Regions from separate parts of the Homo sapiens genome. Here region 1 is linked to region 2. The links are chromatin loops, found by intact Hi-C in ENCODE. Cell type or tissue: PC-3. All regions are shown on one strand. Each heading gives the region's core, and the rest is flanking DNA. Links, peaks and the distances in the headings are about the cores only. Region 1 has its middle 77 kb from the start of CWC15. Region 2 overlaps AMOTL1 (angiomotin like 1).

Region 1 (16,155 bases), core at 4,637-12,636, 110 kb after region 2:
GGGGTAAGATAATATCTCATTGTGGTTTTGATTTGTATTTCCCTGATGATATGTTTAGAAGTGTTTTTTGTATACTTGGCCATTTGTATGTCTTTTTTAGAGAAATGTTTATTCAGATCCTTCGCCCATTTTTCAATTTGAATTTTATTTGCAATTGAGTTGTTTGATTTTCTTATATATTTTGAATATTAGTCCCTTGTCAGATGTCTACTTTGCAAATACTTTTTTCCATTCTACAGATTGTGTCTTTACTCTGTTGATTCCTTTGCTGTGCAGAAGCTTGCTAGTTTGATATGGTCCCATTTGTCTATTTTAGTTTTTGTTGTCTGTGCTTTTGAAGTCTTACACATAAAATATTTGCCTAGATAAATGCCGTGACACATTTTCCCTATGTTTTCTTCCAGTAGTTTTACAGTGTTAAGCCTTACATTTATGTCTTTAATCCATTTGGGGTTGATTTTTGTATGTGGTGGTACATATTCTTCTGCATAAGAATATCCAGTTTTCCTAGCACCAGCAACTGAAGAGGGTGTCTTTTCCCCAGTGTATGTTCTTGGCATCTTGGTCAAAAATCAGTTGGCTGTAAACACATGGATTTCTAGGTTCTCTATTCTGTTCCATTGGTCTATGTGTCTGTTTTTATACCAATACCATGTTGTTTTGGTTACTATACTAGCTTTGTAGTATATTTTGAAGTTAGGTAGTGTTAGGCTTCTAGCTTTGCTATTTTTGCTCAGTATTGCTTTGGCAATTTCGGTTTTTATGTGGTTCCATACAAATATTAAGATTGCTTTTCTATTTCTGTAAAGAATGTCATTGGTGGCCAGGTGCGGTGACTCACCCTCTAATCCCAGCAGTTTGGGAAGCTGAGGCGGGCAGATCATGAGGTCAGGAGATTGAGACCATCCTGGCTAACATGGCGAAACCCTGTCTCTACTAAAAAAAATACAAAAAAAATTAGCCAGGTGTGGTGGTGGGCGCCTGTAGTCCCAGCTACTCGGGAGGCTGAGGCAGGAGAATGGCATAAACCTGGGAGGTGGAGCTTGCAGTGAGCCAAGATAGCGCCACTGCACTCCAGACTGGGTGACAGAGCAAGACTCCATCAAAAAAAAAAAAAAAGGAATGTCATTGGTATTTTGATAGGGATTGCATTGAACCTGTAGATTTCGGCGGCATGGTCATTTTAGCAATATTAATTCTTCTAATCCATGAGCATGGAGTGGCTTTTTATTTCTTGATATCCTCTTTAATTTTTTAAAATTATTTATTTTTATTTTACTTTAAACTCCAGGATACATGTGCAGATCGTGCAGGTTTATTACATAGGTGTATATGTGTCATGGTGGTCTGCTACACCTATTAACCCATCATCTAGGTTCCACCCCCTCACCCTCCGACCCCCCAACAGGCCCTGGTGTGTGTTATTCCCCTCGCTGTGTCCATGTGTTCTCATTGTTCAACTCCCAGTTATGAATGAGAACGTGGTATTTGGTTTTCTGTTCATGTATTAGTTTGTTGCATCCTTTTTAATTTCATTCATCAGTGATTTGTAATTTTCATTATAGAGATCTTTCACCTCCTTGGTTAAATTTATTCCTAAGTCTTTTTTTGATAATTATTATAAATGAGATTGCCTTTTTGAAATCTTTTTTAGCCAATTTGTTATTAGTATATAGAAATACTATTTTTGTATGTTGATTTCGTATCCCACAATTTTTCTCAGTTCATTTATCAGTTCTGAAAGGTGTTGTTGTTGTTTTTTTTTTTGGTAGAGTCTTTAGGTATTTCTATATGTAAGATTATGTTGTCTGCAAAGAGGAACCATTTGACTTATTCTTTTCCAATTTGGATGCACTTTATTTTATTATCTTGCCTAATTGCTCTGGCTAGGACTTTCATTACTATGTTGAATAAAAGTGGTGGAAATAGGCATTTATGTCTTGTTCAGGTTTTTACCTTTTCTTTGTTCAGTATGATGTCAGCTGTGGGCTTGTCATATATGGCTTTTGTTGTGCTGATGTATGTTCCTAATGTGCCTAATTTTCTGAGAATTTTTTTAAGATGAAAGAATGTTGGATTTTATCAAATGCTTTTTCTGCATCTATTGAGATTATCATATGATTTTGGTCCTTCATTCTGCTGATGTATCACATTTATTGATTTGTGTATGTTGAACCACCCTTGTTTCCTTGGGATAAATCCCACTTGATCATGTTGTATTATCTTTTTGATGTGCTGCTGGATTTAGTTTGCTAGTATTTTATTGGAGATTTTTGTGTTTATGTTTATCAGGGGTATTAGCCTGTAATTTTCTTTTTTATTGTGTCTTTGTCTGGTTTTGGTATTAGGGTAATACTGGCCTTGTAGAATTAAAAAAAAATTCCTATCTCTTCATTTTTTGGGAATAGTTTGAGAGGAAGTGGCGTTACTTCTTATTTAAATGTTTGATAGAATTCAGCAGTAAAGCCGTCCACTCCTGGGCATTTATTGGGAGACTGTTTATTACTGAATGAATCTTGTTACTTATTATTGGTCTGTTCACATATTCTATTTATTCATGGTTCAATCTTGGTAGGTTATATTTGCCCAAGAATTTATCCATTTCTAGGTTTTCCAATTTGTTGACATACAGTTGTTCATAATAGTCTCAGATGAAACTTTGTATTTCTGTGGTATCAGTTATGAGGTCTCCTTTTTCTCTGATGTTTTTTATTTAGGCCTTCTCTCTTATTTCTTCATCTAGTTAGTGATTTTTCAATTTTGTTTATTTTTTCAGCAAACCAACTTTTCATTTTATGTATCTTTTTGCATTTTTTCCTATTTCTCTTTTTTGATTAGTTCTTCTCTGATCTTTATAATTCCTTTCTTTCTAATTTGGGGTTTGGTTTGTTCTTTTTTTTCTACTTCCCTGAGGTGCATTGTTAGCTTGTTTATTTGAAATCTTTCCACTTTTCTGATGTAGGCATTTGCTGTGAACTTCCCTCTTAGTACTGATTTTGATGTATCTCATAGGTTTGGGTATGTTGTGTTTCTAGTTTCACTTGTTTTAAGAAATGTTTTGATATCTTTCTCAATTTCATCATAGACCCATTGGTTGTTCAGGAGCACGTTGTTTAACTTTTAATTATTTGTACAACTTCCAAAGTTCTTATTATTGATTTTCAGTTTTGGTACATTGTAGTCTGAAAAGACACTTGATATAATTTCAGTTTTTAAAAATTTGTTGAGACTTGTTTTGTAGCCTAACGTACAGTCTATCCTAGAGAATGTTCATGTGCTGATGAAAAGAGCGTATTCTGCAGCTGTTGGATGAAATGTTCTATAAATGTCTGTTAGGTTCATTTTGTTGATAGTACAGTTTAAGTTTCATGTTTCTGTTGATTTTGTCTAGATGAGCTAACCAGTTCTGAAAGTGGGGTGCTGAAGTCCCCAACTATTATTGTATTGAGGTATCTCTAACTCTAATAACATTTGCTTTATATATCTGGGTGCTCTGATGTTGGGTGCACATAATTTACAATTGCTATCTTCTCTTGCTGAGTTTATCTCTTTATCATTATATGATGGCCTTTTCTGCCTCTTTTTATGCTTTTGATTTAAAGTCTACTTTGTCTGATATAAGCGTAACTACTCCTGCACACTTTTTTCTGCTTGCATGGAATATCTTTTTTCATCCCTTCACATTCGGTCTGTGTGTCTTTACAGGTGAAGTGAATTTCTTGCAGTCAGCATATAGTTGAGTCTTGCTTTTTAAAAATTCATTCAGCCAGTCTATATCTTTTAGCTGAGAGCTTTAAACAATTTACATGTAAGGTTGCTATTGGCAGATGAGGACTTACTGCTGTATTTAGTTAATTATTTTCTGATAGTTTTGCATATCATTTTCTTTTTCTTCCTCTTATTGTTTATCTTTTGTGCTTGGTAGTTTTTTATAATAATAACATTTGATTCTTTTTTTCTCACTTGTATATCTGTTCTACCAGTGAGTTTTATACTTCTGTGTGTTTTCATGAGGATAGATATTGTTCTTTTGTTTCCAGATGCTCACTTAAGCATTTCTTGTAGGACTGGTCTAGTGGTGTTAAATTCCCTCAGTTTTTGTCTGAGAAAAGAGTTTATTTCTTTTTCATTTCTGAAGGATAGCTTTCTCTGTGTAGCATTCTTGGCTGGCAGGGTTTTTTTAAAAACAAAACAAAACAAAACAAAAACCACTTTGACTTTATTATCTCCTGGCCTATAAGGTTTCTTCTTAGAAATATGCTGTTAGTTTGGTGGAAATTCTCTTACATGTGACTTGATTATTTTCTTTTGCTATTATTAGAATCCTCTTTGTCTTTGACTTTTCATAGTTTAAGTGTAATATGCCTCTGGGAGGACCTTTTTGGGTTGAATCTATTTAGGAATCTTTTAAGCTTCTTGTATTTAGATGTATCTCTCTGAAGACTTGGGAACTGTTCAGCTATTATTTTATTATATAGGTTTTCTATGCACTTTCCTATCTCTTCTCCCTCTGGAACTCCCAAAATGTGAATATTTGTTGCATAAGGGTGTTCTATATGTCATGTAGGCCTTCTTTATTCTTTTTTCTTTGTCAAATTGGGTTATTTCAAAAGAACTGTGAGTTCAGAAATTTTTTTCTGCTTGATGTGGTATATTGTTGAAGCTATCCATTGTATTTTTCATTTTATTCATTGAATTCTTCAGCTCCAAAATTCTGCTTGGTTTTTTAAAAATTATATACATCTCGATTGGATTTCTCATTCAGATCATGAGTTGTTTTCATGTTTTTTTTTTTGTATTATCTACCTGTGTTCTCATATCTCACTAAGTTTCCTTAGGATTATTATTTTGAATTCCTTTCCAGGCATTTCATAGATTTTCTTTTCTTTGGGGTCTGTTACTGGAGAATTATGTTCCTTTGGAGGTGTCATATTCCTTGAATTTTCATTTTTTTGTGTGTCCTTATGTTGACATCTGCACATATAGTGTAACAGTCACTTCTTCCAATTTGATGGAGTAGCTTTTGTAGGAAAAGATGTTTTCCCATAGATGTATCTATAGTGTTGGTTGGTTGGGGCACTTTGGTTTTGGTTCTGGGTGAACACAGTAGTATAGTCTTTGTATGATTTCTTTGGCTGTATCCAACATCAGTGGTGTCTGCGAGCTCCTCAGTGGCTTAGTCTGTGTTTGTGGAAGCCATCAGGTAATTTTTCTGGGGTTGGGGCCCCTGGGCAGGCTTATCCTTTCGTCCCGGGTGGGGCACACGTGGGCATATAGTAGCCCTGACACTGCAGGGGGCAGGATCACTGCTAGCAGTGGTAGCTCCAGGCAAGTGGCTCTCGGGTTCTGAGGAGCCCATGCTTTGCCTTCCTATATCCTGTGGGCAGCTTCCCTGATGTGCTGGACCACCTGTTACCCAGGAGGTAGGGCACTGAATGGGCTTAGACGCCAGCAACACAAATTCACCACTGGGTCCAGCTAGTGTCATAATGCTGCAGCTCTTTGGATGAGTGATAGGGTGGATATCATTGGTGTCCCAGTGGTGTGGAGAGGCAGGGGGCTATTGGGGCTCAGGTCAAGATGAAGTTTGGTGGTGGCTCAGCTCTTAAAATTGTACCATACTGTAGCAGCCTGGGTCCCAAAGGGTGAGGGGCACCTGATGTAGATTCCCACTCTGGGGCAATGCAGTCATGTGGAGTCCGGGAAGCTCCCTATATCAGGCTCAGGGCCTGTGAGGGCTGTGGCGCTCTCCTGTAGTCAGGATTTCAGGTGTCTGTGGTGGGAATGTGGACTGCTGGGGATCTCCTGCCTACCTTTTTCCTGCAATAAGGGGGCAGGGGGCTCTCAGCTCCAAGCCAGTTCTGGCTGGCTGCTTTACTTCCCATCCTATACATCTCAAGTTTCCATGCCTCAGAGTGTCTTTATCTCTTCTTTGCTGAATTCTTAGATGCTGTATTTAATGTGTGGTTATCTATTTGTTGTTTGATCCTTCTTTGTAGAGAAGGCAAGTGTTGGGTGGTCCATCAGCCATCTTGATCTTGCTTGCTTGTTTTTTATCTTTTATCTTTTCCACAAGGAATTGAGGGGGCTACCAGCAAAGTATACATACAACATGGTTAATAAAATAGAAACAGAAGATCCTTGTTGTTTGTGACTTAAAATCCCCAATTTCAGCTCTTCTTTAATAATACTAAAGATCAGTAACTTAATTTTGAAATCTCTTAAAATTTGAGCCACTCAGCCTCAGCCCTCTATTCCCAGGAGGTAGGAGAAACTGTATACTCCATCATTAATATACTGTTGCACCCCACCCCTCAAGCCAAAGCCACCCTGTAGGATAGAGCTGGTAGCCTGACCAGGGGTACAACTCCTGATCCAACTCCCCTGCCTGCCTGCACTCATAAAGTCCCATCCAAGGCTATGTTAATGTCAAAGGGGACTTTTAGGGAGAGGGGCAGGTATTTTAATAGATTTCAATAAATTCTTTTTCTTTTACCCAACCCCTCATGTGTTTGATAGTCAAATGCAACTTCAAAATTAAAAGTTTTTAAATGACAAGTTCCTGTAGTCCCTCCTCTGAACCAGAAGATTCTGAAAGTCTCCCATCAGGGTCTGGAATTTTACCCTACTTCCAAAGTAATAAGCAAGTTTGTTAATGTGTTATGAATGTTTTTGGAAGACATGATACTCCTAGGTCTCTTTGTTATTCATAACATAGCCAGCAGCATGAGTACCATGTTGGCATCAGTTTTCCATTCCCCCAAGTCATACAGGGCAATGCAGGGGGCCCCTGGTAGATGCTATACATGCAGTGAGTTTGCATTATTGCTGAGGGACACTGAGTTTAAGAAATCTACTGCTTTTATAATGAGTGGTAAGCAAGCCTGCTCGTTGTCCAAAGGAAGACATTACCTCATCCCTCAAGACTGCTGGCTGCAAACACAACTCTGAGAAATGATCTGGGTAAAGAGCACTCAGGGACTTGTGTTCTTGGCATATCTAGTGGAAACTTGCAGGGATGCTTAGCACCCATATCAGATCATTTCTTCCCAAACCCTCCTGTTAATAATTGAGGGTGGGATGCGTGGATGGCCAGTTTTCCCCCAGCTGCCTAGTCTCTTTGGGCTACAACCAGGAATGCAGAGGGTTTCTTGGCTCTACGTCTGCGACTTCTCTATCCCCAGCCCAGCCCTCCAGGCTGACATCTCTGACTGCTGACCTGACATCAAATAGCAATACAGTGGCTGAATTTTAAAAAACCCTGACCATGCCTGGTACCATGTCAGATCCTCTACATGTATTATTTCATTTAATCATCACAACAACCTTTGAAAGAGCATGCAGCCAACCACCCATCATTTACAGATGAGGAAACAGGCTCAGAGAAATAAGGTGACTCACTGCCTGTCAACCAGCTAGTGAGTAACGGAGCCTGGATTTGACCCACTGTCTGGCTGGCTCTAGAGTCCATGTATTTTTGTCACCCTACTGTGCTTCTGCTCCTTCCTGGTCAAGAGGGAGTGGATTTTTTGTTCTTGTTTGGTAGATTTTTTTTTTTCAAATTCTTCTTCACCAATGGCATCTTTCTCTGACCTCTAGCCTCTTTCCGTACCCAAAGGCCTGGCTTGGAGTCAGAAGGTTCTCAGTAGACCTTGAAATTAGTCTGCACAAATGTGCATGAGGACGCTGACTGAGCAGGAGCAGCCCTCAAGGCTGAGTTCCTGGGCTTTTGGAACAGCCTGTCATAGCTTCGCTTCCTTGTGGATAGAGGAGTGACAGCAGCCATACCAGGGCTACTGAGAGCTCAAATGGTATCTTTTGCAAATTAGACAATGGGTATTCCTCCCTCAAGTCAGTTGATTGCCATTTGCTGGAAAATAGCGAATATATATATATATATATATATGGAGATACCTATGTACATGTCACTTCCTGCTACTAGATAGAGAATAACCTGCACAACTGTACATTGTCAGGCTAAGTCACATAGACCCGGCTGTAAATCTGGTTCTCCTATTTACTAGCTCAGTGGTCTTGGGCAGGTCATCGGGCAATCCAAGGCTCAGTTTCTGATAGAATGCAAGCAGTGTTGCCTCCCTGTCTACCTTGTTTATAATTTTGAACAGGAAAATAGGCAAGAAGTGTTGCTTAAGTCCTGGGGGAGAGTGTCTCCTCTTGGGATAAGATGGAAGTATTAAAAATCAGAGACTGTGGCCTTGTCCCAGGGGGACATGCAGTCCTCCCTATCCAGCCACAGGTAAGATAATTGGAGTGCCTTTAAATTCTTGTGTGTTTTTCTTGTTACAGTGAAAGAGGAATTAAACTAATAATAAGGCTTATCTTCATTTTCCTCTTCTCCTTTTTCAGTGACCTAATTTTTCCATAAATTTTACCTCTTCACAACTCTGTTCCTCTTCCCATTACTCACTTGTTCTTTTTTCCTCCTATTCAAGCCTGCTTTCAGAAAATGGCTGGTAAGGCTTAATGATATTTTGGAAATTTGCCTCTAAATAACTTTAGGCCAAAAAACTGAACTTAATCAGTACATTTGGACCTCAAGGAAAGGTATTTTTGAGCCAACATCTGCAAATGACATAGAAATATTGCCAAGAAGTTAACCATCTGTTCCACCTTGAAAAGATGTGCTGCAAAGTCTTGGCACCCTGAACTATAAAGGTAATAACTAAAAAGAAATAACCTCGTGTTAGAGCAGCAAGCCCCCTCTAGTGGCCCATCATGGGAATGACCACCATTCTCCCTAGGATCTGGACTTGGAAATTCTGCTACTCCAATGCTAGCTCCAGGCATCTGCTCAATCCTTTATACACTCATAGCAATGAGACAAGACATTATTTGGGCCTTACAGTCATCCTCTGATGGCTGGAGGGCAAGAACACCAGTCTCCTTAATTGTTCAGGATCCCAGGACTCCAGGCCCAGATCAGTCTTTAGCTGGGAACCTCTCTGGGCCTCAGATTCCTTATCTGTAAAATGAGATGAATGGTGCCTGGTATACATCTTTCACAGGACTGTTGTGAGGATCAAGTGACAATAAGGGATAAGAGAGGTAAAGCTCTTTGAAAAGTGCATTCATAATGCACTTTTAGTAGCAACAGTGTTTCTGCTGTTCTATTCAACACGGTAGCCACTAGTCACATCTGACTGCTTGAATTGAAATTAATTAAAATTAAATAAAATTTAAAACTGAGTGACTCGGTCACACTAGCCACATTTCAAGCACTCAGTAGCTACTTGTGGCTAGTGACTATCATGTAAGAGATCACAAGTCTAGAACGTTTCTGTCATCACAGAAATTTCTACTGGACAGCCCTGCAGTTTAGATAACTGATTTGAAGAACAAGCTTTATATTCTCTAATTCATCTCTGCTCTTGAAAAAGAAAAATCTCTTATCAGCGGTTTGCAAATCTAGGAAGACACCTAGATTACAATGAACTGGGGTGGGTGTACAGTTAGGTTTACCGTGGATTCATTATGTATATATGTGTGTATACACACACACACAAACACACACACACACAGAGCACCTGTTCTGTGTCTGCCAAGCACCGTGTTAAACTCATTTTGGGCAGTTCTATCAAAAGATGGACCCGGGTTTTGAAATTCATTGCTCCATCAGGGTTCCTAGATAAAGAACTCAATGTTGCAGGGTAGTTTCACCCCCACATCAACCCCCTACCTCACCAATACACAATTGAAGTTCTTCTGTAGCTCCCATTGCCTCTGGGAAGACTTCCGGCCCTCTCCCCACTGGGTGGTGAGCCCTCCTCTTTGCTCCCATAGGCCCCTGTTCTTCCATTTGCATTGTAGCTATCATACTGTGTGGAAATTTGCCTGTTTGGTTGTTTTCTGTTAAAATGTAAGCTCTCAGAAGGTAGAGACCAGGTCTGTCTTACATTCATTTGAATTTTCAGCCTCCCTCACACAGGGCCTGGCCCATATGCAGTAGATGCTCAAAAACTATTAGTTAATGAATGAATGAAGTATATGGATGGATGGATGGATGGATGGATGGATGGATGGATGGATGGATGGATTTCTTTGTTCCTTTATTTAGGGTCCTGTATTCCCCTGCATAAAGCCCTCAGGTATGAAACTGCTAGAGATTCTCTTTATGCTAGGCCACCACATCCTTTGACCACATTCCTTGCTCCAATTAGGTAGTACAAGCTCAGTGAGAAAAGCAAAATTTGATTTATGTTTCTGGCAATTCAGCTGATGAAAACAACTAAAGTGCTAGATAAAAATCTGCTGCAAATATCATTTTAAAAACAAAACATTGCTAATCCATACAAAAACTTTTACACAAATGTTCATAGCAGGATTATTTATCATAGGCAAATGTGAGAACAACCCAAATGTCTCTCAACAGACGATAAACAAAATGTGGTATATTCATGCAGTGGAATACGATTCAGCAGCTAAAATGAATGAAGTAGTGACACACGGATTGATGAACCTTGAAAACAGTCTTCTAAGTGAAAGAAACTGGTCATAAAGTGCTGCATATTATATGATTTAACTTATATAAAATGTCTAGGATAGGCAAATCTACAAGGAGAGAAAATAAAGTAGTGGTTGCCTGAGGCTGAGGGAAGTGAGGTGTTACTGCTAGTGACTACAGGGTTTCTTTGGGGAGTGACAGAAATGCTCTAAAATTAAATTCTAGTGAGTTTTGCACAACTCTGTGAATATACTAAAAACTTGATGCCTTCTCTGATGAATTCTACCCAACATTTAAAAAAGAGTTAATACCAATCCTTCACAAACTCTTCCAAAAAATGAATAAGGTGGGAACATTTCCCAACTCATCCCATGAGGCTAGTATTACCCTGATGCCAAAACCAGACCAAGACATCACAAGAAAAAAAAAAAACTGCAGAACAATATCGCTTTTGAATATGGAGGCAAAAATCCTCAACAAAATACTAGGAAACTAAATTCAGCAACCTTTAAGAAGGATTATATACCATGACTAACTGAGGTTTATTCTAGGAATGCGAGGTTGTTCAAAATTCAAAAGCAATCAATGTAATAAACCATATCAGTAGAACAAAAGACAAAAACAGCATGATCATCTAAATACATGTAGAAAAAGCATTTGACAAAATCTAGCACCCTTTCATGAAAAATACACTAAACAAAATCAGAATAGAAGGGAAACTTCCTCAACCTGTAAGAACTACGAAAAAAAAAAAAGTCCACAGCTAACATTGTACTTATGATGAAAGAATAAATGCTTTTTCCCTAAGATTATGGACAAGACAAGAATGATAGATCTTGCCACATCTCTTCAATATTGTATTCTAGCCAGGGCAATCAGGCAAGAATGAGAAATAAAAGACATCCAGATTGGAAAGGAAGTAAAATTATTTTTGTTCACAAATGACACGATCATGTATATAGAATATTCTAAGTAATCCACCATCACAAAAACAAATATTAAAATTAACAAATGAGTTTAGCTAGGTGCAGGATAGAAGATAAATATACAAAGATTGATAGTATTTCTATATACCAGCAATAAATAAGCTGAAAATGAAATTAAGAATATGATTCTATATACAATAGCATCAAGAAGAATAAACTACTTAGGAATAAATATAACAAAATAATTGTAAGATTTTTATACTGAAAACTACAAAACATTGTTGAAAGAAATTAAATAAGGCCTAAATAAATAGGAAAATGTACTGTGTTTATGGATCCAAAGACTTAAAATTGTTAAGATGGCAATACAAGGAGATATTGTGGGTTTGGTTCCAGACCACCACAATAAAGCAAATACTGCCATAAATCAAGTCACACAAATTTTTTGTTTTCTCAATGCATATAAAAGTTATGTTTGCACTCTAACCTACTAAGTGTGTAATAACATGTCTAAAAACACAACGTACATGCCTTAATTAGAAATACTTTGCTAGAAAATGTTAATTAACTGAGCATGCAGCAAGCTGTATTTTTTTTGTTGGTTGAGGGTCTTGCCTTGATGTTGATGGCTGGTGACTGATCAGGGTGGTAGTTGCTCAAGATTGGAGTGTCTGTGGCATTTTCTTAAAATAAGACAACAATGAGGTTTGCTGCATTGATTGACTTCATTTCATGAAAGATTTCTCTGTAGCATGTCACGCTGTTTGACAGCATTTTACCCACAGTAGAACTTCTTTCAAAATCAAAGTCAACCCTCTCATATCCTGCCACTGCTTTATCAACTAAGTTTATATAATATTCTAAATATTTGGTTGGCATTTCAACAATTTCACAGCATTTTCACCAACAGATTCCATCTCAAGGAACCACTTTCTTTGCTTATGCATAAGAAGCAACTCATTTATCCAAGTTGTATTATGAGATTGCAGCAATTCAATCAGATCTTCAGGCTCCACTTCTAATTCCAATTCTAGTTCTCCTGCTACTTCCACTATATTTTCAGTGACTTCCTCCACCGAAGTCTTTTACTTTTTTTAGTTTCCACTTTTATTTTAGATATGAGGCTACATGTACAGTGAGTGTAGTACCCAATAGGTAGCTTTTCAACCCACACCCCCATCTCTGCCTCTCTATTCTAGTGGTCTGCATTGTCTATTGTTCCCATGTTTATGTCCATGTGTGCTCAATGTTTACCTCTCACTTATAAGTAATCACATGCAGTATTTGGTTTTTTCCTCTTACATTAATTCACTTAGGTTTATGGCCTTCAGCTCTACCCATGTTGCTGTGAAGGACATGATTTCATTCTTTTTATGGCTGTATAGTATTCCATGGTGTATATGTACTACATTTTTTAATCCAATCCACCATTGATGGGCACTTAGGTTGAGTCCAGGCCTTTGCTACTGTGAATAGTGTGGTGAAGAGCATATGAGTGCATATATCTTTTTGGTAGAATGATCTATTTCCCTTTGGGTATATATCCAGTAATGGGATTGCTGGGTTGAATGGTAGCTCTATTTTAAGTTATTTGAGAAATCTCCAAGTGGCTTTTCACAGTGACTGAGCTAATTTACATTCCCACCAACAGTGTGTAAGCATTACTTTTTCTCTGCATCTTCACCAGTATGTGTTTTGACTTTTTAATGACAGCCATTCTGACTGGTGTGAGATGGTATCTCATTGGGGTGTTGATTTGCATTTCTCTGATGATTAGCAATGATGAACACTTTTCCATGTTTTGCTAGCGGCTTGAACGTGGTCTTTTGAGAACTGTCTATTCATGTCCTTTGCCCATTTTCTAATGGGATGATTTGGTTTTTGCTTGTTCAATTGTTTAAGTTCCTTAAAGGTTCTGGATATTAGGCCTTTGTTATATGCATAGTTTGCAAATATTTTTTCCCATTCTGTAGGTTGATAGAACAATAGTTTACTGTTAGTTATTACTCTATTGATAGTTTATTTTGCTGTGTAGAAGCTCTTTAGTTAAATTATTTCCCACTTGTCAATATATGTTTTTGTTGCAATCGCTTTTGAGGAAAACCAAAAATTGTTTGCCAAGGCCAGTGTTGAGAAGGGTATTTCCCAGGTTATCTTCTAGGATTTTTATGTTTGAGATCTTACATTTAAATTGCTAATCCATCTTGAGTTAATTTTTGTATATGGTGAAAGGCAAGGATCCAGTTTCATTCTTCTGCTAGCTAGTTATCCCAGCACCATTTACTGAATAGGGTAGTCCTTTCCCCATTGCTTGTTTCTGTCAGCCTTGTAGAAGATCAGATCCTACTGAAACTATTTCATAAAACTTGAGGAGGAGGGGCTCTTCTCCAACTCCTCCCTAATCAGCCTGATACCAAAATCTGGCAGAGACAAAATGAAAATAGAAAACTTCAGACCAATATCTCTGATTAACATAGATGCAAAAATCCTCAACAAAATACCAGCAAACAGAATTCAGCAGCACCATCCAGCACTAAAAAGTTAATACACCATGATAAAGTACACTTTATTCCAGAGATGCAAGACTGATTCAACATATGCAAATCAATAAATGTGGTTCCCCACATAAACAGAATTAAAAGCAATAACCATATGATCATCTCAATTGATATAGAAAAAGGTTTTGATAAAATTGAAAATGTTTTCATGATAAAAACCCTCAACAGACTAGGCACTGAAGGAACATACCACAAAATAATAGGAGCCATTTATGACAAACCCACAGCCAACATCATACTGAATGGGCAAAAGCTGGAACCATTCCCCTTGAGAAACAAAACAAGACAAGGATGCCCACTGTCACCACTCCTATTCAACATAGTGCTGGAAGTCTTGGTCGGAGCAATCAGGCAAGAGAAATAAATAAAAGGCATCCAAATAAGAAAAGAAGAAGTCCAACTATCTCTCTTCACTGATGATATGATTCTATATCTAGAAACCCTAAAGACTGCCAAAAGGCTACTAGAACTGATACTTTTAGTAAGGTTTTGAGATACAAAATCGATGTACAAAAATCAGTAGCATTTCTACATACCAATAATGTCCAGGCAGAGATTCAAATCAAGATAACAACCCCATTTATAATAGCCACAAAGAATATGAAATACCTAGGAATACAGCTAACCAAGGAGGTGAAAGATCTCTATAAGGAGAGGTACAAAACACTGCTGAAAGAAATCAGAGATGACACAAGTAAATGGAAAATCATTTTATGCTCATGGATTGGAAAAAATCATATTAAAATGGCCATACTGCCCAAAGCAATTTACAGATTCAATGCTATTTCTATCAAACTACTAATGATATTTTTCACAGAATTAGGAAAAAACTATTCTAAAATTCATATGGAACCAAAAACAGCCCAAACAGCCAAAGCAATCCTAAGCAAAAAGAACAAAGCTGGAATCATACTACCTGACTTCAAACTATACTGTAAGACTATAGTAACCAAAATAGCATGGTACTGGTACAAAAACAGACACATACACCAACGAAACAGAATAGAAAACTCAGAAATAAAGCTGCACACTTACATCTACTGAAGTCTTGAGCTCCTCATAGTTATTTATGAGGATTGAATGGAATCAACTTATTCCAGCTCCTGTTAATTTTGATATTTTGAACTCCTTCCATGAATCATGAATGTTCTTAATGGCACCTAGAATGGTGAATTCTTTCCAAAAGATTTTCAATTTACTTTGCTCAGAACAATCAAAATAATCACTACCTATGGCAGTGATAGGCTTACAAAATGAATTTCTTAAATAATAAGATTTGAAAGTTGGAATTAGAACTTGATCCATGGGCAGCAGAATGGATGTTGTGTCAGCAGGCATGAGAACAACATTCCTCTCCTTGTATGTTTCCAACAGAGCTCTTGGGTGGTCAGGTGCATTGTCAATGAGCAGTAATATTTTCAAAGAAATTTCCTTTTCTGAGCAGTAAGTCTCGACAGTAGGCTTGAAATATTCAGTAAGCTATGCTGTAAACAGATGTGCTGTCATTGAGACTTTGTTGTTCCATTGAGAGAGCACAGATAGTCAATTTAAGATAATTCTTAAGGGTCTTAGGAGTTTTAGAATGGCAAATGAGAACTGGCTTCAACTTAAAGTCACCAGCTGCATTAGCCCCTAATAAGAGAGTCAGTCTATCCTTTGAATCTGTGAAGCCAGGCATTGACTTCTCCTCTCTAGCTATGAAAGTCCTAGATGGCATCTTCCTCTTATAGAAGGCTGTTTTGTTTACATTGAAAATATGTTGTTTAGTGTAGATGACTTCATCAGTTATCTTAGATATCCCGGATAACTTCTGCAGCTTCTACATCAGCACTTGCTGCTTTGCCTTGCACTTTCATGTTAGGAAGGTGGCTTCTTTCCTTAAACTTCATGAACCAACATCTGCTTGCTTCAAATTTTTCTCCTTCAGCTTCTTCACCTCTTTCAGCCTCCACAGAATTGAAGAAAGTTAGAGCATTGCTCTGGATTAGGCTTTGGCTTAAGGGAATGCTGTGGATGATTTGATCTTCTTTCCAGACCACTAACTTTCTCCATATCAGCAATAAGGCTGTTTTGCTTTCTTATCATTTGTGTTCACTGGAATAACACTTTTCATTTTCTTCAAGAACTTTTCCTTTGCATTCACAACTTGGTTAACTATTTGGCACAAGAGGCCTAGCTTTCAGCCTGTCTGGGCTTTTGATATGCCTTC
Region 2 (16,155 bases), core at 3,895-11,894:
GTTTTCTTCCAAGAAGATGCTTTGCTTTCCGTAGTCAAGATTATGATTCCAAAATAGACAGTAACTGAAGGTACAAAATGATGATAGAATTAGTATAAAATGCATTTATATGCTCTATAAGCAAGAGGTAATGGGTAATACACTTGAAAGCCCTATTTTCGTAATTTTTTTTTCCCCTTTAAGACATTGTACCGTGAGACCCCTGGGCACTTGTCAGGTAGAACTTGATCAACACCCACAGAATAGGACAGAATCTCCAGAAATGTTATATTATGTTCTGGTCACATTGATTTAGACATTTTTTTCAAATAATTATTGTAAATCCATTTTGAGACCCTTGATTTGGAAAAATTATCCAGTTATCTGTTGCATAGGATACTAAAGAAAATATTACACATTATATACCTTGAAGTGAGGTTGGCCTTTTTAAAAAAAAAAATTATCGTTTGATTGGCTAGGCCATTAAAAGACTCACCGTTTTGAGGATGAAAATAGGCTTTAAATTGCCATGTATGTTATGATCCTGAAGGAATAGACTTTTTCTGCATTTTTGGTAGTAAAGAGTTTTTCCTATGTTGTCAGTGAAAGGAACAGATCACTGCAAAGAAGAGATTTGAAGTTCATGTTTTGATCTCTGTCCTATTATATCAGAGATGAAATGAAAGAAAAATTATGGAACAAAGGTGCTAGGGAGAGGAAAATTCTTTTCCTCTTGTTTGTAATGCTCAGTACAGAGGACAAATCCATCACTCCCTCCCTCAGTAACTACCCTATTGTCACTGTCTCTGAAGATGGAGCCTCTTAGGCAGCTGAGGGTATTCAGGCTAGTCTAGTTTCTGATACCTTCTCCAGGGCCACTTAGCCCTTGACTTGCATGCCAAGGTGGCCAGGTAAGGAGACTTTGAAGAACCTTTTGACAATACCATGTAGCCTTTTGTTTTGTTCTTTGATAGAACTGGACATTTTAAGCTTATTTTCTGAGTAATGGTGTATTATTGGTCTTCCCTCATCCCAAATTCTTGGAAAGTTGAAAATGTAATTTTAGCATAGTTTGTTAGCTGAATAGTCTGACCTAAACAAAACTCTAAAAGCTTTCATCTCTTATCTGCCTGAGCATCTTGCTGCTGTTCTATTTTAAAGAGCTCACTGATTTGATCATCTCTTGAAAGTGAACTTTACGGGGGTGATTCCTGTTATCTTTTCCTGTCTTCATGAACAGAAACTAAAATTTACCGAGCACTTCCTATGTGCTTGGAACACTGTTAATAGCCCTTTCTGTTGTCTCAATTAATCTTCGTAACAGCCCTATGTAGTAGGCCCTATTATTATTCTCACTTACTAATAAGGCAATGGGTACCAAGAAATTAAACCATTTGTTTATGTTCACATAGCTCATCAACAGCAGAGCCAGGATTCTTACATTGTTTAAAAAGCAGATTTGCCAAACAAAAACAGAAAGTATGGCATGTCCTTTCTTCCTGCTTGGTGGATATTTTCTCCTCTATCTTTTTTTGTTCTTTAAATCTTTCTAATAGTGTGGTCTTTTGGCTTGACAACATCATTCTCTTTCCCCTTCAGTCATCATGTCTTAACATCCTTCCCTTTGTCCAGGATCACCTGACTTCCTGCTGGGCAAGTTATTGCAATTTCTTTTCTCCTCACCTAAAACTAATCTCATGGAGCCTTTTTTTCCCCTAGTGAAATAATCATTGTTGGCTTATATTCCCCTTCATAAGAATTCCTCAAGGACCCGAAGGTGCATTCTTGTGCAGGTGTTTTCTGGGTGGGCGTCTAGCTCTCTCCAGATGCATTTTATTTAACCAACAGGGGTCCATTCGCCTGACTAATAGAGTTCAAGCAGTGCTTTATATCAAAGGGCCTCTTTCAGGTTTCACTGACTTCCAGGGGCCATGGCCATCTTCCTTTGCCTGGGCAGGGAGATAACTCATTCTCAGTTACAATTGATTGTCAGCATTTTCATCTTAAAATTCTCCTTGACTTTTACATCTTTTGGACTTTCCCCATGGGGGAGGCTGTGTCATTTAGAACAACGTTTCTCAAAGTATGTTCTGTGGAACCCTATGGGAGGAGGTCTCTGAGACCTAAAAACTCTCTTCATAATAAGCCGGGTGCGGTGGCTCACGCCTGTAATCCCAGCACTTTGGGAGGCCGAGGTGGTGGATCACGAGGTCAGGAGATCGAGACCATCCTGGCCAACATGGTGAAACCCCGTCTCTACTAAAAATACAAAAATTACCTGGGTGTGGTGGTGCATGCCTGTAATCCTAGCTACTCAGGAGACTGAGGCAGGAGAATCGCTTGAACCTGGGAGGCAGAGGTTGCAGTGAGCCGAGATCGTGCCACTGCACTCCAGCCTGGTGACATAGCGAGACTCCGTCTCAAAAAGAAGAAAAAAAAAAAAAGAAAAAAACTATCTTCATAATAATGCTAAGACATACTCTCACCATGAATCAAGACAGTGGTAGTAGTCAGTCAATTAGTCAGATACTCAGAATAACAAAAAAGCTCATTTCCACTTAGGAATGTTCTAGTTGAGGCAGTACAGATGATTATATTAAATCTCAAACCTTGAGTATGTCTTTTTAACATCCTGTGTGATGAAATGGGAAGATACATGAAGTGCTTCCGCTGCAAACTGAAAAAACCCCTTGTGTGATGGAATTGTGATGTAAATATGAAACTAGATGCTTTTCTCATGGAATCCATATTTACTTGAAAGAACAACTGACAAACTGTGGTTATTCTGGCTTGGGCATTTGGTAGATATTTTCTCCAAAATAAATAAAGGGAACTTGTCACTTCAAGAAAAACTACTATTTGCTGAATTGGATAAAACTCAAGCTTTCAAGTGAAATTTTAATTTTGGAATTTTTGGAAACTTGTATCTGCCACCGTGAACTGGACAACTTCCCAATATGTAAAAGACTTTTCTGATGATTGAAATCCATGGTATATTAACAAATGGGATTTTGTTGATATTATATACTTGAAATGTTTCAATGTATGGAAGATCTCTATAATTCATTGAACCATTGTTTTCCAGATGACCACATATGATGTTACATTCATATGTAAAAAATAACAACTCCCTTCAAAGTGAAAGACAGGCCAATAGATTTTAATGTAATACAGTACAGAGGAGTATCCATGAAAAGACCACTGGCAGGGTTTCATATTTTATGTTGCAATTGCCTTCAAGAAAATGCCAGTTGTTGAGTTTTGGTGTGGTTTCACAGAATAGTCACAATTATCTGAAGAGGCTATTAAAATACGCTTTCTTTTGCCAACTACATATTTGTATGAGGACAAATATTCTTCATTTACTTCAATCAAAAATTATATAACAACAGATTGAAATCAGAAGCAGATATGAGAATCCAGCTGTCTTATATTAAGCAAGATATTAAAGGAATTTGCAAAATTATAAAAAAATTCTCACTTCGTTTTAAAACTTTTTTTTCATAAAAATATTTATGTAACATATCATGGCTTTATTATTGATATTTTTACATGAATTAACATATACTTTCTAAGCTTCAGTTTCAAATGCATTAAATATTGATTTAGCTCACATTAACAATAACTCATTGGGTCCTCAATAATTTTTAGAGTATAAAAGGATCCTAAAACCAAAAAGTTTGGGCACTGTTGCTACAGTGGCAAAAGCCATAGACTCTAGAGCCAGGCTAGCTGGGGTTGAATCATAGTTTTATTCTTTACTGATGGTATGGCACTAGTCAAGTTACTCTCAGTGCTTTAGTATCCTCATCTGAACAATGGGGATAATCATCATATAGTTCTCATGGGGATTGAGTGAGTTAATACAAATTGTTCAGAACAGAACAATACCCTCCACATAGAAAATTCCCAGCAGTATTTGGTTACGTCCATTTGCCTGTAGTTGATTTGTCCCTAGAAATTTTATTTTCCAGCATGTTTCCCTGTTAGTCTCCCTCTCAGCATCATGGCTGATGATAAATTAGGGGTTACTACACTGGGCTTTGTAGTGAACTCCATGAAATTGTACACGAAATATATGTGTGTACAACCTTCTAGACCTAGGGAGAAGTTCTGTTGCTTTAGACAGATTTTTTAAGGGGTATCATGAGCCAAAACAAGAAGGTCAGAGAGGAGAAAGAAGTAGGTATAGCCCCAAGCACAGTTCTAGATCCTGTGTGTGTGCTTTGAGATGAATGTGGGCACTGGTATCCCAGCTCACCACTCCACACTTCCTTGATACTGTTATTTCTGCACTGTTAGACAGTTTTCTGCTTTATGTGTTTGTCTCTCTTGATAGACTTTCAGATTTGGGTCTTATATCTAGCACTGTCTTGCCCATGGCAGATGCTCACTGTCATATATCTTTGTGGAATGAATGACTGAATGGACAAATGGATGAGTGAATAATTCTGCCTTTTGCTGCCAACGACCCATGATCCTTTGTAACTCCTACTATCACATGTATCTGTTTTGTTTTTTTTTTTCTGTGAATGCTTTGGAGCAGTCAAAATTGAGTTTGCCTCTTAGCCTTATGGCTATGAGCCCTGTGACCCAGGGCCTGTCATTCCTGTTTTTGTATAGTACAAAGGAGAAAAAGAAACCTAATTCTCAGGAATATGAGGATTACCTGAGATAATGCTTGTAGCATGTCATGCTCAGTAATGTTTCTTTCTGTGTCTTTCTTCCCTATAACTAGATAGCTGCTTGTATTACTGGGACTTTTTGGCTGCAGTTGGCCACTACAACCAACTAGTGTGTAGTTGGTTCACATTAACTCACTTAAATCCTCATAACAACTTTATGAGGATTATCCCCCCATTCTTAGCAGAGGATTTTTGAGTTTCAGATTTATCAAGCATTTATGTATGGTATGCTAGGCATTTTCACAGCTTTATCTCATCATGTTGTTGAAATGAGTGTATAGTTTTTGTTATTAATATAATCACCTTTTTTCTGTTTAACAGTATTTTAGATGTGACTGAAATAGCCATATTCTCATACCCAGTCATTCAGGTTTGCACATATAAAATATAGGACACTAAAACTACTGACTTTAAATCTGAATTTATTGAAAAGTAATAAATTATAGGAAGTATTCTTCACATTACTAAAGGAATTATTGCAGGTTGGTTGGTTAGTTCTAGAAAGAGTTTAATCTCCTTTACTTATCCATTATTTTTTGGATTTATTAAATCCAACACATTTTGTACTTAAAATGTGATTTATTTACAAAATTTCAGTTTACCACAACTTTTCAGGAGTGTATATGTTTGTTGTGTAAGAGCTTATATTGGCAGAGAAGTGCAAACTTCCCAAACCTGACTGCATTCAAATTGTCTGTAAAAGATGGTCCAAAAACATCATTTCTGGTCTATACTTGTGGTGAAGCCAGTGTTGCAGGTCTGATGTGGGGACTTGGAAGTGAGGTTTTTAACAAGCTCCATGAGTGTTTCTGACACACTGTAAGTTTGGGATTCATTGTTAAAGTGGCAACACAGCCATGAAAATAATGTGCAAAAAAAAAAAAAGAAAAGAAAAGAAAATAATATGCAGCCAGATGGAAGTGATGAGGAAGGGTGGTTTCATCAATTGTCTTGGTGTTCTGGTGTTTGGCAGGGAGTGCCCTGTTATTCCCTGAAGCTTTTATAAAAAATAACACAAAGAGAATGGTTCTGGATCCTTCTCTGCCTCATACATGGAGAGAAATAAACTTTCCCAGGACCTTTCCCCTTTATCCACAAGTTAAGAATATTTCATTACAACTCTCCTAATTTTAATCTAAGAAATTTGGTGGGAAAAAAAAGACTTACAATTAGTTTGCATTTATTGAGGGGTCTTTGGAGGGCAGAATGGTGTAGTCAAAAGAGCTTTTCTGTTGGAGGAGCAGTGTTGCTGGCTGGTTTTGTAACTCTGGGCATTATGTAACCTCTGTGAGCTCAGTATCACTATCAACAAAATGGGAGTGAGTGGTGATAAATAATATGATTTTTATAACATCCTGGCACTAATAAGCACTCAATAAATGGTAGCTCCTGCTCTTATTGGTTATACTCTTTATTACTTAAGGGATGTTTAGTTTCTTGGAGATATTGGTTGTTTAAATTATGTAATTCATTCATGAACGCATATTGATTTAGGAGCTGGGTGAGTGTGATTAGAAGCAATGTGCTTGCCTCTTGAGAGAGTCCCAGTCCCTGTGGGATGCCGCTGCCTGACAGATATCCCAGTGTCACTCATCTGCAACAATACACACTAATAGGGTCCGGAAAGCTGGAGGAATCCGTGGCAGACAGGAAGTATCTGAACTGCTCCTTTCTCTTAGTGGGAGTGAGAGAGGGAGCTTTGCAGAGCATAATTATACAGACATATTGTCATTTCATGTCTGGAGGGTTATTTTAAAGCTTTCTATCCTGTTTGTTTTCCTTTGTTCAAAAAATATTAAGTACTTACTGTCTGCATTGAGTATTACATGCTGGTAATACTTGTTCACTCTCAGTGGGACCACAGTGTGTGCCAGAGCCACCCAAAAGAATACTACTGTGGTCCTGAGATACTTACTTCTATATAGGTATAAACAAACAGGTTATGATGAAAGATTATTTAAATTTCAGTAACTTAATTAAATATAGGGTTTATTTATTAAAACTTATCTGAGGAAAAGAATCTCGAGTTCAGGTACTTTCAGTCTTTTTGTTTTAGATAAGTTAAGCAACAAATATATCAACATAAAATATATATTATAATGTTACTATATACAATTTGAGTCAAGATATTTAAGGACCTTTGGATTTTATGTTAAAGGCTAAATTTTAAAAATTATTTTTGTAGAGAAAGCCTTTTTATTATGGATACTGCCACTGCATTCTCACGGTGACTCTGTGTGAGAGGTGGGACTGGGAATATTCCTTTTTTTATTTACCGCAAGTGAGAAGAGAGGACTCCTGCCTCTGCCCCGGTGCCCAGACCTGCGGAGGAAGCCCAAGCAAGGGCCGCATTTAGGGCACAGTCCTGTGGGCTCAGGACCTGCCTGTGGGGGCTGAGGAGGAGGGGAGCACGCCTTTCTCTGAAGTGTGAGTTTGTGCTCAAGCTACAGAATCCCTGTGTGGTTGTTACTTCTTTTTTCTTTTTTCTTTTTTTCTTTTTTATTATTATTATTACACTTTAAGTTTTAAGATGTTACTTCTAACATTATGTACAAAGCCTTTGTGCAATTGGATCACAGCACACTTGTAATTAACCTGTTTCAGCACTAGGTGGCTTTCTCTTTTTCCCCGCAACAGCTTTTACCTTCGTTTCCTGAGTAGTTTGAAGGGCCTTAAAAAAGGCAAACTTAACTTTGAGCTAAGCTCTGTAGTAAGAACATGCTTATAACTAGTTATTTTAAAATGTATCTGAATATATCTATTAAGCTAATGTATTTGTTGAGTCCACATGATGTGTCAGAAACTCTTCGGTACTAGGAACATATGCAGACGATTCATTGGTAAAATAAATATGTGTTGAGTACTTGCTGTGATCTTATTTCTGCTAGTAACTGGAGATACAAAGGTGAATAAGACACAGTCTCTGTTGTTATAAACTTATGAGTTAAGGGGGGAGGGGTGGGAAAGAAACTAAATACACAGGCAATTTAATACATTATGATATCAGTATGCATAGAATGCTTGGGGAGCACTGAGTAGCATATAGAAATTGGGGGGAGGAGGGAAAGATGACTCCCTGGAGGAAGTGGCACTAGAATAGAGCTTCAAAAGACTTTCTCATAATTAGTATATATTTTAGCATTTAGTATGTGCCAAAGTAAAAGTTTCATAGATTTGTAAGGGTAGACAGGCCCTCTAGATGAAGAAGACATCGGGGAACTACAAGTCTTTTTCACAGGTATTTGCACAAGGTTGGTGCCAAGGATAGGTAGGGCAATGTACATGAGTTACTATAATTCCAGGCAGATAGTGCTAAGTCATGTAGTACTTAAGATACAAAACAAACACTTTGGGAGGCCGAGACGGGCGGATCACGAGGTCAGGAGATCGAGACCATCCTGGCTAACACGGTGAAACCCCGTCTTTACTAAAAATACAAAAATTAGCCGGGCATGGTGGCGCGCGCCTGTAGTCCCAGCTACACGGGAGGCTGAGGCAGGAGAATGGCGTGAACCCGGGAGGCGGAGCTTGCAGTGAGTCGAGATCGCGCCACTGCACTCCAGCCTGGGCGACAGAGCGAAACTCCGTCTCAAAAAAAAAAAAAAAAAAAAAAAAAAAAAAAAAAAAAAAAGATACAAAACAAAATGCTGTACTAGAATGAGAATCAGAACAATTGCTTAAAAAAATAAGTCTATCAGAGATTCTTGATTGTAAGAAGCACAAAGTGACGTTGGGTAACTTAAGCAAAAGAGAAATTTATTGGAAATATATCGGGCAGCTCACAAATTAATTGGAAGGCTCAGAAAATGGGCAGGAATCTAGGCAGATAGCCACTGGGAACCCAGCCAGAGATACGCTACTTGTCTTGTTAGGGTGAGGTCACCATAGAGACTGCTGCTGCTCCTGGACTCCAGGGGATAGTGCTATCGCAGGTAGTTTATCAACACCTTTTTGTCCTTGCATCATTTCCTCAAGATTCAGTGCACATCCAGTTGACTGAGCCTAGGTCGTTCTAACTGCTGGAACAGGGTTGGCTTCTGTAATGGAAGGTAGATAGAACCTGCCCCTAGACTTAGACAGTGAGTTCAGTGTTCCCTAACATTGAAAGGATTTACTTAGGTGACTATCAGGAAGGGAACATGGTAGGTAATAGTTGGAAGTTGAACTACCTAATCTCTAATTTATTTTCCAGCTCTAACATGTTAGGAAAATAATGTACTCATGCTTTTAACCCCCTTCTCCTTACCCATAACTAAGCTACGCTGAACTCTCTATTCCTTAAAGAGACAACACTTTCATAACCCAGTCCTATGCTTTTGTTTTTCCCATGTTGGGCCGATCTTCCCTCACTACCACCTTCTCCACACCCCACAGTGGATTAACATCCTCCTCATTTTCCCTCCGGTTCAATTTCAGCCCACATATCTCTTTCTCCTTGTCACTGAAGCTCTATGTCCCTTCCGTCAGTCAACAGGTAGTAATGATTACTCATGGAACTCCAAAGCAGTATGTTCCTTTAACATACTTTGCAATAAAAATGGGTAGTTGTGTGCACGTTGGTCTCTGGAACCAAATCGTAAAATCCTAAGGGCCAAGGACAGTCTTACTCATTTCTTGCTATTTATAGCTCCACTCACAGTGATCTCTTGGACTCAATTGTTACTTTAAAGGTTAAGCATGTGCTCTGCATTTTGGTTTATATTGATAATATCTCAAAGATTTTTAAGTAAGCATTACAAAGTTAAACTTCAGACAAGTTTGAAGTTATTCAACACACATTCCACTTTCAGAGAGAGTCTAAGTTAAATAGGTGTCGGGGTCTTGATTTCACTTGTTTTCTGGAACATATGGATTGGTCCAGGGTTTAGAATTCAAGTTTGATGCCCATTCAAAAGACCTGCCATGTAGGGGTTGGGAATCTTGTAAACCCCACCCCTCAACCCCCAACTCCAAACCTCGGGTTTCAGGTAATGGTTGCTTGGGGGAAAAGAGAGTGAGAAAGCATATTCCAGGGAGTGCTTTTAGTTTAGTGGTGGAGCTTACTGTTTCCTTTTTATTTATTTCTGTATTTTTATTTTTTGAGACAGAGTCTAGCTCTGTCACCCAGGCTGGAGTGCAGTGGCGCAGTCTTGGCTCACTGCAACCTTTGCCTCCTGGGTTCAAGTGATTCTCCTGCCTCAGCCTCCCGAGTAGCTGAGACTACAGGTGCCCGCCACCATGCCTGGCTAATTTTTGTATTTTTAGTAGAGACAGGGTTTCACCATGTTGGCCAGGCTGGTCTCGAACTCCTGACCTCAAGTAATCCACCCTCCTCGGCCTCCCGAAGTGCTGGGATTACAGGCTTGAGCCACCGTGCCCGGCACTGTTTCCTTTTTAAAAACATGTGTTGCATGCAGGTGTTTGGAGGAGGCACTGCTGCCTGTCAGTGCTGCCCTTAAGATTGTGAATCAGCTAATCCAGATGAGCTGGCTTGGTTTCACATGAGGACTCCTAAACAGGCTGGCCCTTATTTTTCAGGTACTGGTCATAGGTTCTCCAGCCCTTTTGAAAACATTGTTTCCAGGGTATCCTTCTCCTTGAGCGGAGTATTCGGCTCCCTAGAAAAACCTCGAGTTCTGCCGGAATCAGAAGGCTTGATGGCTTACATTTAACTTTGAGGCTGCTGGCACACTCAGCAAATTCCTTAGCTCTTTGAAAGGTAAGATAGAAGCCACAGAATTGTTTGTTGCTGTGGTTAAAATCTCTGTTATAAAGTTATAGGAGGTTATTGTAATCTAGACAGTGAAATTGTTTTTAAATCATTAGGAGGTTTTGGATTACATGTAGCTGGCAGAAAGCTTTGCCCGTTGGTGACATAACACCTGGGAGTTGTTCTGCAGTTAGTGGTCTCTTTGAGGAATGGGTCGCTGGCCTGTAGAGTTGAAAGCACTAGTATTTGCTGCATAGGGGAGAGTAAGGGCCCCCTCATCTTACGGAGCTGAAAGGTACAAGGAATTATCTGGAATTCTCATAGAGACTGGCTTTGGAGGGATCTTTGTCTTTTCTTTAACTCTTACTTGGTACTGAGAACATTCCAGAGAATACCGCCATGTTCTTGCCATCAGTCAGCACGTAGTAAGAAGCATATGTCTTACATGCTACATGCTTGCAGAAATTAGCAAGTACACAGTACACTGCCTGTCTTCAAAGGGTAATGACTTCACCAGGGCCATAACACCAGCCTATTAAATGACTACTGCAAAATACTAGGCAGGTGAAATTTAAGTACCACAAGTTTTGTGTGCCTCAGATCATAAGTGTGGTGACAGTTGAGGGAAGGGAGATCAGTCAGGGCATGGGGGATGGTGTTGAGAGGCGTTCTAGAGGCGGTAAACTGAAGAGGTACATTTACTAGGATGAACTTTAGAGTAGTTAGGGGTGCATGTGAAGCCAGAAGGTGGCACTTGGAGAATGAGGATGACATGTTCACAGGATGCTGGGATGCTGAGGGGACCAGCAGGACTATGCACAGCTAAAGGGGGCCCTGTTTAGAGACAGCCTTGAAAACCACAAAAATTCCACCCTGAAGTTATAGTCCAAATCATTATGTGTAAGGGAGTGGCATGCCGGCAGTGGAATTTAAGGACAAGGGACTTCCTAGTTGTGTGTATTGTATGATAGCGGAATGACAGTTTCACGTCCTCCAGGGTTTAAACCTCATGGAGACTTTGAGCCTGTTGTATTAATGGCCTGTGGACAGATTCAGGAACTGACCCTTGGGAATTAGTAGTTCCAGTGGCAGGTGAATCAGAGGAGTGGCTCACCACGGTTTCTGTTGCTCCTCTTGCCTCCCCCAGACAACTCACTTCATTCACCTTAATTCATTTTTTTTCCCTTCAACAATGAAGCCGTTGTTATTGCCACTCTTGAGTAGGGAAAATAGTCTTGCTCAGAGTCACATTAGCTAAAGGCCTCTGTTACAAAGAAAGCAATGCATAAAACCATATGGGAAGGAAGTTTTCAGTGCTTCAGAAAAGCAAGCCAAAAAAGCAGTCATGCTCAAAGAGAGAGAAGCAAAGGAGTTTTCATGTTGACAAATGACGTGCAGATTTTGTTAAGAAAAAGGAGCCATTCTTGGTGAAATGGGTCATAGGCAACATAAGGCAGAAATGTTGTACCCTTAAACTAGAATGTTAGAATTTCATCCTTTGTGGAGTGCAGCAAAAACAGATCTTTAGGTTTTCTTCAGGTTAAGGGCCCTAGGCACTGTACTTTCTCCTCCCCAGTGGGAGACTCCCCAGAGAGCTGACTCCTTTACTCAGACCTTAGCTTGTTTTCCATTGCTTTTGCCACTTTCCCTATGCATACTAAAGCTGTGAGTGGTGATTCTTAGATAAGGTTCTGGTTTGAAAGAGATATCTAAAAGTTACCTACAAAGTCCAGAAGTGCTTGTATGGGAATGGTCTTTATGAAGCCCCTACAGGCAGCTACACTGTACACAGAACAACTGTAAAGCCAGGGGGGTCCTTGGCAGGCTGTGGGCTCCCCTAAAAACTGGCACCATTGCTCAGCCCCTGGTACCGAGCCAGGCTCTGCAGGGGCTTTCTGGGTGGTAATGGTATCTGGGAGGCTTCTGTGGTTTCTCCCAGCTCTCGCTCCTGGCCATGAACTTTTGACATAGAAAACAGCAGTCCCTCTCATGCCATAGGTTTATTTCCAATTCCTCATTTCAGATATCCTTGACCTTGTCGCTTAGATCATGTGCCCTGCATTTTGCCTAAGAAAGTAGACTCAATTTGTGTTGCAGGAGTTCCCAGTGAAGACAGTGAATTAAAATAGGCAGGGAAGGATTAGGTACATGTAGAATGGAACTGCGACCTCTGTTAAATTTTTGTTGTGTGGCCCCGGAATCTGGGGTAGACTCTGTGACTCACATTACTGTCACGTTTCCTTGTCTTTCAAGTGAGAAAGCTAGCAGTTAAAGTGACTCCTAGTAGAAGTCCATCAATGATAGACTGGATTAAGAAAATGTGGCACATATACACCATGGAATACTATGCAGCCATAAAAAAGGATGAGTTCATGTCCTTTGTAGGGATATGGGTGAAGCTAGAAACCATCATTCTGAGCAAACTATCGCAAGGACAGGAAACCAAACACCACATGTTCTCACTCATAGGTGGGAATTGAACAATGAGAACACTTGGACACAGGATGGGGAACATCACACACCGGGGCCTGACACTGACATGGACTGGGGGAGGGATAGCATTAGGAGATATACCTAATGTAAATGACGAGTTAATGGTTGCAGCACACCAACATGGCACATGTATACATATGTAACAAACCTGCACGTTGTGCACATGTACCCTAGAATTTAAAGTATAATAAATAAATAAATAAAGTGACTCCTTCAGGCTGTGTCAGTGCTGGGACAGCTCAGCCGGTTGGTTGTCTCTTGGCTTTAGACGAGTGGATGGTACCTGGGCATGTCCATCTGCTGGGTCTGTTGTCATCTGCTCTGCTCTCCAGCCTTTCTTCAGCACTGAGGAGTGGTCAGCAGCAGTGGGAGTGTAACTCAGTGGACGTGCAGGACCCTGGGTGTGTGTGAAGAAGTCCTAAGTGATCTTTGACATGTCTTAATAGTTAGGCATCCTGTCCTTCAGTGTGAATTCAGGTGTGTGTGGGGGTGTGTGAAATGCTTTAGTTCTTTCATGACACTGAGGAAACAGTGGTGAAGGGAAAAGGCATATCTTTGGTGTCCTCTGTGCTCCGGCCCTGCTTCAAGGATTGCCCTCTTTGTAGTGTTCTGTGGTTTGGAGTTCTTAAACCCACTCTTAGTTAGCAGACCATGAGATAAAGTGTGGAAAAGTAACTCATACTGACATTGTAGTGACAGTGAATGGCTTAGTGCTGGGATCCATACTGAGCTCCACATTGAAAGCACACACACACACAGCCCTACACTCTTCTTTATACACATATTCATATATATATACACACACACATATATATTTTAGTTGGACCTCAGTTTTATTATCAGTTTGCTCTGTTTTCATTTAACATTCTTAGTCATGTGACTAGATAGAATCATCTGAAGTTGTAATATGCTGGCACATGGCATTCCTGACTCAGTGTCTATTTTAAGAAAACATCACACTTTCTTTGATCGAAGCATATGGGCTCTCAACTCCTCTCTTACTCTGATTTGGTAGGAGGGATGGGAATGAAGGCACAGAAAGGTGTTTTGGGGTTTAGTTTTTCTGTTGCTCTTCTCCCTCTTGCTTAGAGCTTCCCCAGTTTCGCTCCACATTGGAATTGTTGGAAGAGCTGTATAAAATACAGGTGCCTAGGCCCTATCCTCAGAGCTTCTGATTGAATAGATCTGGGTGGTTCCTGGGTACAGAGATTTTAAAAGTTTCTTGGGTGATTTTAATGTGCAGCCAGAATTGCACCTTGTACCTTTTTCATTTTCCACTGTTTTCCACCTGCCTGAAAGAGGAAGCCAGATTAGGACTTGCCTTTGCATCCAGGTCATCCATGATTCCTAATTTTAGCCCTAGGCTTCTAGATTTATAGACGTAGAGGATGATGCCCGGAAAGGGGCTGAGTTTCTTTTCAGGTTAGTCTTTGTAGGTTGGCCAAAAGGAGAAGGCTGACAGATACTGTCATGCATTGGAACTGTAGTTTTAGACTGATCTTCATATAGTATCATCCGTACTCGGTTTATGTTCATCTTTAAAGTGGGCATTACAACTACATTATTTTTAATTTATAAGAAAAAAATTCTTGTCAGAATCCTTTCTCTTTCTAGTCCAAAATGTGCCTGTAATACATGTGAGCACACACGCAAATACTGTTTCATATGTTGAGGCAAAGAAACTCAGGAAGGAGATGAGGACATTCCCATCTTATGGTCGTTTGGTATCAATAATTAGTCACTTACCACTAGCTATGGCCTTGTGGGAAATGGGTAGATAACAAACCTAGTGAGAAGTTTCAAATTACCAGTTGGAAGCCATTGCTGAAAAACAGGATTTTTTCTTTTAATGGAATTTTCTTTTGAGCAAGGATGTTAATTTTTAAAAAAGTACTATGATTCTTTCCCCAGAGTAAAATAAGTTACTTTAGCTGAAAAGAGCCTTAAACTTGGTGCCCATGCAGAGGAATCAGTGCAGAGAGGGAAAACAGCCTGGGCCCGTCCTGCTGAATGTTCCCATGGATGTTGTGTGTGCGGTATCAGTGTTACTGTAGTACTATCTCATGTTCAGTGACTGAAGGACTGAACACAGTGTCACATTTAATTGGAACAGGAAGCACACTCCAGTTTGTGTGTGAAGCAGATAAACTGGAGCTGAAAGGCCAGTGCTTGGCAGAAGACCAGACCCCATTGCCCCAGCTCCACACTGTAACATTAGACTCCAGAAGTCTTTGAGTGGGGCAGAGAGCACATTCTCTTGCTAACACATGGTGTGGCAGAATGACCACTCCTTTCTGTATCTTTTATGTATTTTGAAAGACAGCTGCTCTTCCTGTTTTGCTTTCCTTCAGTGGCCTCCCTGCTTCCCTCCTTTCTGTCCTCAACCTTGACCATTCAGAACTTTGTGACACATTCAGTCCCGCAGAGGACTTGACTTTCGCTGGTGCTGCTGCAACCCTTGGAACCGGGTTGTGTGAGAACATTAGAGCATTTGCGCCTTCACTCAGTGTGTCTTGAGGACTGTTATGTTGACCTCACGGGTCATTTTGGTGGGTGGCTGGACTTGTGATAATTCTGAATAGTAACTTTGGAATTTTATGAATCAAAAAGAAAGAGCTCCCTCTGCCAAGTTGAAACACTGTGGGAGAATGCCTGGTGGGTTCTTGTGAGTCACACAGGAAGGAAGGAGGACTTGATGGGCACTCATATTCACTTCGCTTTCTTTCCCCCAGGGTCCCCTTCTGCTTGTTATAGCCCCAGTAGTCCTGTCCAGGTTCTAGAAGACTCCACCTACTTTTCCCCAGACTTTCAGCTCTATTCTGGGAGGCATGAAACATCTGCTTTGACGGTGGAGGCAACCAGTAGCATCAGGGAAAAAGTTGGTAAGTCCTTTTACCGGCACTTGTGTTGGAAAAGCAAAATGATCTTACGTTTCTCATCTTTAGCTCTTTTGCATAATTCAGATGTTTATTCTCTAATCTTGTTTTTTAAATCATCATATTGGATTATTGATTGTCTGTTCATAGATGCCTTATTTTTAATCATGTTTTGCTATGGTGTTAATAGACTGCTTTACTCTAATATGTGACTCTGTCTGAGAGCATCATACCTAAACATGTAGGAACTTCAGAATTATACCACTTATTTTCAGTTTTTCTCTGATTCCTAAATACTTTTTTCTCCCCTTTCTCAGAATCTCATTTCTTTTTTCCTTCTCTGCTTTTGTTTTTATCTCTTTTTGCAAATAATTTAGAAGTTAAAAGAAGTAATTCAGAACTATAGCAAGGAAGGAGCTGTCTCCTTTGTAAA

What was found. Hi-C counts contacts between places; a loop is a spot of excess contacts. Peaks named below come from ENCODE experiments on the same cell type or tissue, not always from the same donor. Only the 100,000 strongest peaks of a DNase experiment are listed, where the experiment ranks them.
Region 1: it touches region 2 in a loop (8-fold over the local background); 24 of 110 quality-filtered maps call a loop at or near these places.

The regions. Positions count from the first base shown.
Region 1 is chr11:94,888,738-94,904,892 of GRCh38, forward strand. No RefSeq gene overlaps it. Among named protein-coding and RNA genes, the nearest start is that of CWC15, 77 kb to the right of the region's middle. In PC-3, for the core only: CTCF peaks have their summits at 8,718 (motif pointing left) and 8,928; DNase peaks (open chromatin) are centred at 7,394 and 8,734.
Region 2 is chr11:94,779,433-94,795,587 of GRCh38, forward strand. It overlaps AMOTL1 (angiomotin like 1), which reads left to right. Exons shown (of 13, transcript NM_130847.3): 2 at 15,579-15,728. Among named protein-coding and RNA genes, the nearest start is that of AMOTL1, 19 kb to the left of the region's middle. RefSeq lists enhancers at 9,424-9,924, 9,925-10,425. In PC-3, for the core only: CTCF peaks have their summits at 7,320 and 7,520; DNase peaks (open chromatin) are centred at 7,289, 9,189 and 11,399; H3K4me3 peaks cover 1,023 bases; H3K27ac peaks cover 4,701 bases.